2 separate regions of the Homo sapiens genome follow, and region 1 is linked to region 2. A link is a contact called in ENCODE Hi-C or POLR2A ChIA-PET data. All regions are on one chromosome and are shown on one strand. The core of a region is the stretch at or near the end of the contact, and the rest is flanking DNA. Distances in the headings are between cores, read along the strand shown. Region 1 holds the start of CCNL1 (cyclin L1). Region 2 overlaps SHOX2 (SHOX homeobox 2).

Region 1 (5,674 bases), core at 3,042-5,541, 940 kb before region 2:
ATCTATTCAGAGAAAACTCAAAAATAATTTTCATTATCAACACACAAACTAACTCAATCTCTGCTTTAAGTTTCTATTGTCCAATTTTTCTGATTTATACGAGAATTATTTTCAGCTTTAGAAAATCCTGGTCTTTGGTCATTAGAAGTTTATTATTATGGTTTGTTAGAGGAGCTATTTTCCTTTAGCATGATTATGTAATTGACATATAACTCAACAACAACAAAAATTACAAAGTCCAAACATGGTTAGTTTCATTTATGTGTTACAAAGACTGAGAAATATTGGAACCAAGTCTTCAAGAGACTATAACAGATTGGTAGTTTACAAAGAGGCATACTGCCAAGCAATATACAAAAATTTGTAATGCCTACTTAAAAGTAGAAACATCCTTTATAGGTATTTAAACAAACTGAAGGCCACCTTGTAGAGCCACAGAATTATACTGTAGAAAGGTGGTAGACTAAATGACATCACTTAACACCCTTCCAATTCTTACCTATCCAACTTTTATTATCTATGGATACACTGAAAATACATTGTATTTACTAATGAGAATGGTTAAACCAGTCTTTGAAAATTTTAATACGCTGCATCTCAAAAGTAAATATTTGGAAACTAGAACAATGAAAAAGCAATCCCCCCTCTAAATTTAGCTGTTTATTGTCAACTTAAAAGATAATTATCGAACCACAAAAAACTGAAGGAGGAATAGGCCAAACAATCCAGGTTGGGGACTAAGCACTGGTACTTTTTAAAAAGCTCCTCTGCTAATTCTCAATGTGTAGCCAGGCTGAAGAGACCAATGACCTACAAGCAACATGAATAATGTATCTCCACTGTAATTGTCAAAGTCACACTACAATTTAAAGTTATGAATAAACTAGATTAAAACAAATAGCATCATTAAGACAAGTGATATGCTTTACCTAACCAATGTATAATACTGATAGTACTTTCTAATGACATTAACCTATGCAAAAATAAATACAAAGCTATAGTTCTAATAACTTGGACAGCAAAGACAAAAGCTTATAACAAGAAACAGGAGTTTTTCTAAATGGTTCACCAGTGGCCAACCTGTTAGTCCCCGATTCCAGTGACCTATTCTCAGAGCACTGGCTTCTCCTTGGGGATTTTCGATACTTCACTCACTGTTGCCATGACGACAGCTTCATCTCTATGTACCACTCCACATCACCCAGGCTTTGGTAAATGTAGCTGGTCGCTGTATAGTCGGTTGCAAGGGAAAAAAGAGTTGAAGTTAATAACATATACAAGTTACGTGCTTGAGTAAACTTGTAATATGCATAGAAACACTTTTACATCCTGCTTTAAAAAAAGGCTTCCATGCAATTAACAACTCCTTTTAAATTTTGCTATAATCAGACTTCTAAGATTGAAACAAAATCAGTTTCTCTGTAATAATGACCCAAAAAACAAAGTTACATCAGACACAACAATCAGGTGAGATTATATTATTTTAAATTCCATGGTTTTTACAGTTAAGACCTATTCTAACATCAACGAAGTAAACTAGTCTCACAGGAAAATTCCACAGAAGATAATCATGTGATTACATAATAGTTGGCTCAATGGTTCAAAGAATACTAGAAAACCATTTCCTTTAAGCAAAGAGAAACCTTTGACTAAAGATAGAGCCTTGTATTAGTGTCATTACTTTAAACATCCTGAAGAATCAGCCAGGTATCTAAATACAGATTTAACCTCAGACCATACCAAAGACCAATTTGAAATCTTCCCAATTCCCAGGGACTCATCAACAAACTAAAAGATATTTTAGAATTTAAAAAGTACTCTATCCCTGGACACAGTTAAGGTGAATGAGAAAAGATGGGGGAGAAAAAGTATGTAGGAAAACTGTTGCAGACTTTTTGACTAGGATACTCTTTTTTTAAAAAAGAACTGTCTGTAGACTCACAGAATAGACTAGTCATCTTAAAGTTGCTTTAATATTTGCTTGTCTGAATAGTTCCATTACTGCCAACTTACAGATTCAGCCAATAAGGACTACTCATATAGAATACTAACAGCACTAACCAACATACCCAACCCCCAGAACAACTTATAATCCTTTTAATAACTTCCTTTCAAACTCAGTACAATTTGTCTAACATCACTACAATTCCTTAAAGAGTGAATGCAAAAACTATTCTACACCAAATATATCATTCTGCAGCATGTACTGGAAGTCACCTGTAGATGCAGGAAGTCCTGCAACAAACTTTTTGGTACTGCCTCACAGGAACACATAGGTCCACATAAAATTATGTTACCACAACACCTAGGAGATACTATTTCAGTCTCTGTATTTTCTTACAACATCAAATAAATGGCCCTATCTAAATGCAACCCAATCAATCTTACTTGTTAATTTTCTAACCCACTCACTGAGACTGTATCTAACCAAAACAAAATACCTGTTTAATCCCTTTGACTTCAAACTTCAAACTTTATCATCCTGCAGTCCTTTCAGATCCGGTATTATTCGATTTATCGTAGTTCAATGTTGAGAAGTACTCTAACAAAAGCCAACCTCAATTGATAAAGAATTAACTGGGACTTCGAGTAGAAAAACATAATCTACACAGAACTTTGCCACAATATTAACTTAAACTACAGTGTTTAAACTTCCAGCCTTCAGTCTTCCAGAGAGGGGAGAGGAAAAATAACTTACAGAATACACTCACACTTGAGCCAAATGTACTCCCTTTCTTGTTTAATCTTAAGCCACAGGCCTGGCTTCACAGCACTGTTAGGATTGTCCATAAATGCAACTGCCTCTACAAACTTTAGATAACCGGTTAATTATGTTTCTTTTTTCAAATTATTTTAAGTATCAGTGTTCCTATATGAACTTTAACACCTAAATTAAAGTCCGTTTTCTTTTGCATCCGTATTCACTTGAAAGGAAAGATGTTTTGATTTGATGACTGGTGCACGGTACAGCAGTAGCAAGAGATACTATGTTCAATAATGCCAATCTTACCTTTTTCCTCTTAACTGGCGGAGGTGGTGGAATACATTAATCACATCTCTTATTCTTCTAGGTGCTTCTTCGATTTTTGATGCAAGATTAATACAAGCCATAGCAACAATCTGAAAGAACCCATGAGCCACAAAAGCCATTGTTAGATTAAACTCACTTTGAAGAATAAAATTTAGAACACAATTGGGACAACCTTTAGTAAAATTAGAGAAGACATCTCTATGCCGTAAGTCTACCAGCTATGCTAGTACTATACTTTTTGTTGTTTAACTCATCTTAATTTTGGTTCCAGAGTCAAACTCAATCTTACAGGAGTTCTGCATTTGGTTGAAAACTGTACTTTTCGTTAAGAGGGCACTTAGGCTCGTGATCGATTTTGAACCACATTCTAAAGGTTTCCACTTCCTGGCGAGTGAGAAGTAGGTACAAAGGCCTAAACTAAACCACTCCCTTTCTGGAAAAGCTGGCTGCTGACACTACCCCTACTCTGCCCATTTCCGGATGAAGAAATCCCTTTTACCCGCCTCCGCTGTGCTTACCTCGAAACTGTGTTTGACGAAAGATTTGGAGTAGAAAAAACGATGAAACAACACCTGCCCCGTTGCCATCGCCACCTGCAGACAAGAGAGGAGAACGGAAGCGCAGGGGTCAGGCGGGCCCGCTCCAGGCGCCGCCGCCATTTTGTGCCGCCGATCGCTTCCCTTTCCCCTCCCGCCGCCGCCGCCGCTGCGAACAGCCCGCTGCCAAGTCCTCCCTCCGCCTCCGCAGCCCCCCGCCCCGGCACGCCCCGGCCGCGGCTGGGCCCCGAACGGGAAAGCCTGAAGGAACCGTCCCCACCCTCCCGGGGCACGGTGATACTGAGATGCGGCGTAGGGGACGGAGGAGAGGAGAGGAGCGCCCGGCCGGCCCGGGGCCGGAGCACTGACCTGCGGCAGCCGGAGGAGAATGCCGGCGGCCTGGATGAGCTCGCAGCCCAGGATGCGTAAGTCCGTCTCACTGGGCAGGTCGAGCCCATCCTGCATGGATGGGGTGGGCGAGAGCCTCTCCTCCGGAATCAGAGAGTGGTCGATGGTAAGTGAAACTTCCGAGTACAGGCGATCGCCGATCAGGATCCCTCCCGTCGTGGTCGTCGTCGTGGTCGTCGTCCCGGAGCTGGAGCCGCCCGCGCTTGGGGCGGCCGATGAGGCGGCTGCGGCAGCAGTAGCTGTCGAATGAGGCCCGGACGCCATAGTCTTAGCGAGCCGCACGCAAGCCCAACGCAGCCGGAACCCGAAACAAGACTAACCAGCGTTCTCGGCGCGACGGATATTCCCGTGACCGCCGGGTTCTGGGCCGCTTCACGCCGCGTGCGCTTCCGCCCTGACGTCACCACGCCGGGCAGCCGCGCGCCAACTAGTCCCTCCAGGCCGCGCCTCCGCCCTCGGCATCTGGGCCTGCGAGGGGAGTGTTGGGTGCTGCGACAGACCTTGGGATCCTCAGAGGCTGAGGAGGCCTTCTCTAGCCAAGGCCGGTCGAAACCACCTTGTTTGTGATAGCCACACGAATAACGGAGCTTTACAAGATCCCTTATACCCAAAATAGAGGTGGCAGCATTGGCTAGCATCTCTGCGCCCCTTCGCCCTGCATTCCGGCCTCTTCCTTTAGCCTCGGCGCGGCTTGCGTTCCGCGTGTACCAAGGGAAGTGGCGGCCGACCTGAGCGCGCTTTGGCGGGTGGAAGTGGTGACTTTGTTGTCCTGTGTGGACGAATGTGTAATATAAAGTGACCCTCAAGGAATCTGGAGAGGGCTGCTTTACAGTATTTGAAGAACACAGGGCTGTGGACCCTATCGGTTCCCAAATGAAAGCTCCCCGGGGAGCGTGTTTTTGCCAGTATGGGGAAGTAGGGCGGAGGCATAGGAATGACCGCGAGAGTGGCTGCTTTCATAGCTCCGCTTGCGAAACTCCTGCCCGGCCTTTGACACCGCCACGGCTTTCAGTAATCTGGAAAATCCCTAGTTTCCAAAAATAGTCTTAGGGCGAGGACTTGACAGAGGTAATTTGATTATGCCTGGGAGTCTCTATTCATACATGGTTACCTACCGCGGGTAGGGTGAGGTCAACCTCGTGTTTTTTGTTTTTTTTCCTGTGATATTAGCTAGCAATTTCCAGCGTTTCCTGAACCTTGAAGTAAAAACAATGATACTGATCTAAACTACTAGAATCTAGGTTGGAAGGAAAGGAATGCATCACGTTTTACTCTTGACGCTCAGAAAGCGATACCCCAAAGACAGAGGCTTTAGAAGCTGCCTCATAATGCAGGTCCCCCAACCTTGACTTGTTGCTCCCACTTTTCCCAAGTGCAGGGAGGTACTCTCTGAAATTTCCTTTCCTGACTAGAGAAGCCTCTTTGTAGAAGAATCAATCGCATTCCTCCCCTCGCTGAAATCTCGTATCCTATTTCAAAAAGACTCAGAAATGCAGCCATTCCTGGAGGGACTTTTTCACAAGATTACTCAAAAGAAAATTATTTACTAATTTCTGTCCATTCATTGTTCCTAATAATCATTTGCTGCTCCTCAAAATAAATGTCTACATTTCTCATCTACCCTTTCCCCTATGAAAAAAAGATATAAAATCTTCTGTACTCCATTAAGCTACTGGGTAATCATCCTCCTGCTTTTACC
Region 2 (5,623 bases), core at 2,212-4,711:
GTCTCCGCGCCGAACCCACCTGGCTCCTATCGCACGGGACATTCCCGACCCACCCACGCCGCGTCACTGAGCCTCTGTACCGATACCCGGCGCCTCCGCCAGCAGGGCCTGGACGCACCGCCTCCTTTGACCTCGGGCTTCCCCCGCGCTCCGCTGCTTGGGGCAGACTGGCCCCGAGAGGGAGCCACCATCTCCCCTGCTCCAGGGTCTCCAGGGTCCGAACCCGTGTTGGGATCTGGGTTAGGATTAGGGTTTGGAGCTTGGAGCCTGCCTGTTAGGACCCCCGGCCCCGGCGCCGACTGGAGCTCGCTGGAGGCCACAGGACCACGGCGGATGGCCTGGCTGCTTCAGGGCGTACCATGCCCGCAGGCAGATGTTTATTATTAAAAACTACCGACGTTCATCAACCAGGAGACCCGCAAGGCCTGCGCACTGAATACGGCCCAAATCCTGTTCAGTGGTCTTTGAAAGTTAAAAGAAAGAAACCTATCGCCCACGTCTATGCTGAGGAACAGCTTTGAATACGAGCTAAGACCTGGGAGAGGGCCAAGTGGGGGTGGTGGGGAACACTGCTGGAGGATGTGGGGCTTTGGCAGGGGTTTTACGCACCCTCCAGCACGAGGGTGGGGGGTCCCAGGGGACGCTCAGGACTCTTTCAGTCTTTGCGGAAGGTCCCGTCATCACAAGAGCCCGCGCGGGAAGGAAAGTTCCTGCCTTGGACATGGTCAGGGCCGAGTCTTCAAAGTCTCCAACTATCCCCACACAGGCAGCACCTTTGGGCTTTACTAGTGGGATTTCTTCCAGAAGGGGGCCACGACATGGGGAGAGAGAGCTCCTCATTATTTTCAAGGCCAGGCTTTTCCTAAACCCGATTCTGGCTTCCACCTTCTAAATTTAACCAATGAAGAAGCTGCTTCAGCCAACCCTAAACAGGAGTGTCAGATGGGGAATCCTCCCTCCACAGTGCCCTGGCCTGCCCGCCTTTGCGGCTCTTTTCCCGCTCCGAAGTCAGCACCTGCCCCGCTCCAGAGAGGGTCAACGAACTGGGACTGATTGTCGATTATGCCATACCAAACCCAGGTTGATTTCGCTCCGCAGGATCCCTCCTTCCTTCCTCCCAAAAGTGTCCCCAGATAAAGACTGGAATTATAGCAAAACGAATAACGAGAGTCCATCTTGGGGAAGGAAGTTACTCTATCCTATGTTATTTTACTTCTTATCTGTTCTTTCATTAATTTGGTATAACCCTGTTTCTATGCTGGGTGGATAAAATGGAGGGGGCCGGCGGAAATGCGCTCAGCGCTAACGACAGCCACAGAGCCACCCTTCTTACTGCCCCTTGACTGCGGCACGTAAGAGCAGAGGCAAGCGCTTTTCCAAGTTGGTATATTCGAGAGAGTGATACGCATTAATCAAAAGGGAAAGACTATCCCGGATATTTTAATAGTAACAGGAACAAAGATGACTCGAACCCCATCAAATGAAACGATATTTTCATTCAATTGATCGCAAAGTGTCTTCAATTAATAACTTGGCACTTATTTAAAAGGTTTAACAGAATTGGAGGCGACACATTTTGTACTGACAACACGTCATGAGATAACATCTTTTGTTTAAAATAACTTAATACACTAGAAAAAAATATGTCAAATATAAATAATTTTGTTTTCATGGAGAACAAATAGTTACAAAGCTCAACCGCATACCAAAGTTCAGTTAGAAGAGCTTTTCCTCTTTCTTGTAAATTAGAAGGTAAAACAAAAACAAAAACAAAACCCCACAAACTTAGGCTTGCTAGCGAATTGGGATACAGACTGGCTTAGTCCAAGGTATCCCAGTTTAAATAGCTACATGAATTGAAACAAACAACCAAAAGAAAAAAAAAAACAAAAAAGAAACAAACAAACAAAAAAAAAAGGTTACTTGAATAGATACACCTTTGTGAGATAAAATGCAAATGTTGAAAGTCAGTCCACACATTATAGTCAAAATAAACTTTGTTCGTGTGTATCAACATATCTTACACAAACCTAGTGCCTGTATCTAGCTGGGTGTTATTTAAGGTGAATTTGACGGGATAGAGAGGGGGAAATAAACCACTGTCTTCAAATAGGACTTCAGGAAACCAACAAGAAGGAACACAAGAAAAGGGGAATGGTGGGAACTAATACTGATTGAGCGCCTACTGTGTCTGGCACAGCGAGGCGCTGTACCTTCATTATTTCATTTGGTGGTCTTGTTTTCTTTTTCCTTTCCCCACATATTCTGCCCACCTCTGTCTTCTTAGGACAATGAGTGTAATTTTTTCCCTTTCTGACTTTTTTCTTTTGTTCCCCAGGATCAAAGACAGGGCAAATATATATATATATATATATATATATATATATATATATATATGGCAAATATATGATATATATATATGGATATATATATATCAATTTCCAGATACTTTTGGTATTGTTTTTCATAGTGAAGATGAAAATGGAGTGAGTGCATGGGAGATAAGGGGGTGGGAGGAGACACACCATCAATGGAATACAAGTAACATGCAAACCGGAATTTACTGTCAGCAGTCCAGACAGTTTTGCCATAATAATTTCTCAGAGAAATCATTGTCTGTGGCATTTTTTTGTGTTAATATTATTTTTCTCTCTCCTCGTTTTAATATTTTCTCTTTTCTTGCTCTTCCATACATGGTGGGTTTAAACTCAAAGCATCTGATTCAACGTAAAAGGAGGCCCGCCTCTCTCATCAAATTTCTCGTGTTAACGTGAACTTCGCAGAAAAAGGTCAGTTTCAAAACCTGTGAACTTCCCAGCTGCGCACTTTTTTCATCTTAGTTTTTTAAATAAGTATACCTCTTCTTTCTGCTTTGCCTTCTTAGCGCATTTTTAAAAACACACATTTAAGTTGGTAACTCCCCCCAGTCTCTCGAGAATCGTCTGGGTTGTTTTTCCATATTTTTAAATGTATAAAATACTTTAATTTTAAAATTTGTTTTTGCTCCTTGGTTCTCCAATTTCAGCTTCTGCCAAATAGCAGTTAAGAAATAAGTTCCCTTCCTCTTTTTCTCTCCCGTTTGTCTTTCGATTTTTTTGTTTGCTCATTTTTTCATTGTTAACAAGATTTTTTTTTCTATGCAAGAGTCCATCGTTGCAGCTTTGCGGTGAGCCAAACTCCGCGGTTCCAGCACTCCCCTGTCCAGTCTCTCTCCAGACTCCCCCAAACCCGCTCCTACAAAACCCAATTCTAGGCCCTCGAGTAGGAAAACGGGCAGGAGCCACGGAGCCTGCGTGCCTCGTGAGATCCCTGGTCCTGCGTGGAGTCTGGCTTTCCGAGTCCAAGATGCGATAGGGGACGAGGGATGGTCAGTGAGGCGGGAAGAGGGCCGGCTCCCGAGGTCTCAAAGGGGTAACGGAGAAGCAGCGGGGCGCGGAGGGCGTGCAGGCTGAGTGCCGCGGGACAGGCGCGACATTGGTGCTGGCGTTGGCGTCACAGACCCAGGGCTGCGGCGTGCTTTTTGGCTTTCAGTCTGAGATCGGCGATGCTGGAGTTCTTGCTGGTGGTCTTGGCGGCTGCTGCGGCCGCCACTACCGAGGCGGCGGAAGCCGAATCCGCGGCCAGCGTGGCGAGCGGCAGTCCGAAGGGCGGTGCTGGGAACATCATGTAGGGCGCGTGCGCGGCCAGGTGCGGATGCAGGTGGTGGTGCGCGTGCGCCACAGCGCTGTCCAGCTGCAGCTGCGCCTGAACCTGAAAGGACAAGGGCGTCACGTTGCAATGACTATCCTAGGGTGACAACAGAATAGAAACAGAGCATTAACGGCGTCCAGCTTGGCCAGAGAGAGAGTTGGGTTGTGTTTGGGCACGGGGAGAGGGCATTTGGCTGTGCATCTTGTTCCGACAGTGACCTTCTCAGCCTGTTGCTGAATCTGGGGTTCCACATGGATACTCCAGTGTCCCCTGGGTCTCCGAAACTCGCTTAGGGTAGGCTTATTTCCCCGGACCCCGGGAACCCCCTTCTGCAGGAATGTGGCCGTCTCCCCTGGGAACTGGGCTGAAATGGTATATTGGAAAGACTGCGGGTGAGGACCCTTACCCTCTTCTCTTGATGCTGCCATGCATCTCTTACCCCACTACCAAAACAACGGAGTATCAACAAGCAAACTACGCAACTTTTTAATGTCATTCAGGGAAGTTACTCCATCTTCACCACAATAGGCACAATTGTGAGTCGGTACTTCTAACCTTTATTGCCATAACAATTACCCAGGGATCTCGTTAAAATTCAGATTCTGATTCGCAAGGTCTAGGTTGGGGCCTGAGATTCTGAATTTCTAACAATCTCCCAGACGGTGTTGTTGCTGCTGGCCCAAAGATTACCTTTTGAGTAGTAAAGGTCTCCTTTTAAAGTCACCCCTCCCTCTTTCTTCAGTCATTCTCTCTTGTTTCCAAAGCCAAGCATCAGGATGCCAGAGTCCTGTGGCACCAAGAGAGCTAAGATCTCCCTAACACCGACTCTCAATTCATGGTCACACCTATCTGTCTCCCCGGTCCAAGTCACTGGAGACTGAGAGCTAATTCATGACATCACAGGCATGCCAAGCAGGGGTCCTGGCTGAGGATAGGGAAGGTCAGACACTGGTTGGGAAAGGATTTCGCCCTCAGGCTTGGAAAGTGGGGAGTTCAGAGCACTGGGATTTCCCAGGATTAAATCATTGCTGCAGGCTGTCCTTTTAAAATGTACTCTTAAAGGTTTCTTTATGGCTAAGGGATTGCAAAGGCAGGGCAGCCCTGGGAAGACCAAGACTTCTCTCTTTACCAGAGATGAAGCTTTGTTTGCAGAAACAGATTTAAAAACAAAAGAACGAAAAAACAAAAGTATGAGCTGGGAGTACTTGTGTTTATTTTTCTTCTGTCAGAGTTATTTAATGTGACTAAGAGGTAGAAAATACCTAGAAAAGTATCTAGAGGGTTGCCTTAGAAATACCTTAGGACTAACCTCTGTATTGGATTTGACAAAATCTTAATCAAAAGGCTTTTCCTTCCTCTCTCTCTAAGGGCAATCTTTAGTGTATTTTTAAAGGACCAGTTACTGCCCCCAGGCCCCTTCAGGGATTCCCATGAGGACAGAAGGGACTAGGCATTCAGGCCTTTAATACCGTATAGGTTTTTAAAGGGTAGTGGGTCCACTATATCATCTCAAAATGATTCTCCAACTATGCAGACATTGACATCTGGGCTCAGAGACAGGTGATGTTCAACAGTTCAAGCAAACATTCAGGTATTTTCATATTTAAAAACAGCTTGAAACTAGGCTGTACTTGCCTGCTGAAATGGCATCCTTAAAGCACCTACGTTGACATAAGGTGCGACTCTACAAGCTTCAAACTGGCTGGCGGCCCCTATGAGAACACCTGTAAAAAGTACAAGAGAAAAATAATGTGAGGTTAACGTTTGTAGCATTTTTCAGGGTTCCAAAGGGTACAAGACAGAACGAATTCCTTTGAAAATGGACTATTATCTTTCTAAACTGCATCCAAAATTTAAATAAATGTAACTTACTCCCAAACTTTAGGACTCCATTAACAGCCTTTGAAGATTATTAAGTCAAGAACTATTGTCA

The links. A loop is a pair of places that touch in the nucleus more often than their neighbours do. ChIA-PET counts read pairs that join two places held with the same protein, here RNA polymerase II (POLR2A). Pooled maps may share reads with other maps.
Region 1: a map with no recorded cell type shows a loop between it and region 2 (4-fold over the local background). The contact joins the promoter of CCNL1 here to the enhancer-like site in region 2. A Hi-C loop is called at or near these places in 5 of 168 maps with a recorded cell type or tissue (CD4-positive, alpha-beta memory T cell, ascending aorta, gastrocnemius medialis and 1 more), 2 of 37 single-sample maps with no recorded cell type and 14 of 50 pooled maps. POLR2A ChIA-PET finds 5 or more read pairs at or near these places in 2 of 52 experiments (CD8-positive, alpha-beta T cell and PC-9).

Annotation. Positions count from the first base shown.
Region 1 is chr3:157,155,856-157,161,529 of GRCh38, forward strand. CCNL1 (cyclin L1) reads right to left here and starts at 4,292. Exons shown (of 11, transcript NM_020307.4): 1 at 3,937-4,292; 2 at 3,550-3,624; 3 at 3,011-3,120. The coding sequence starts at 4,239. RefSeq lists enhancers at 3,504-3,573, 4,207-4,936, 5,024-5,073, 5,094-5,153 and a silencer at 3,714-3,923.
Region 2 is chr3:158,094,535-158,100,157 of GRCh38, forward strand. SHOX2 (SHOX homeobox 2) reads right to left here. Exons shown (of 5, transcript NM_001163678.2): 4 at 5,326-5,414; 5 at 1,371-3,750. The coding sequence ends at 3,493. Among named protein-coding and RNA genes, the nearest start is that of SHOX2, 9.1 kb to the right of the region's middle. RefSeq lists an enhancer at 3,464-3,633. Within about 2 kb of position 3,462, at least 3 of the 41 ENCODE cell types and tissues checked have a DNase peak (open chromatin) inside an H3K27ac peak, as active enhancers do.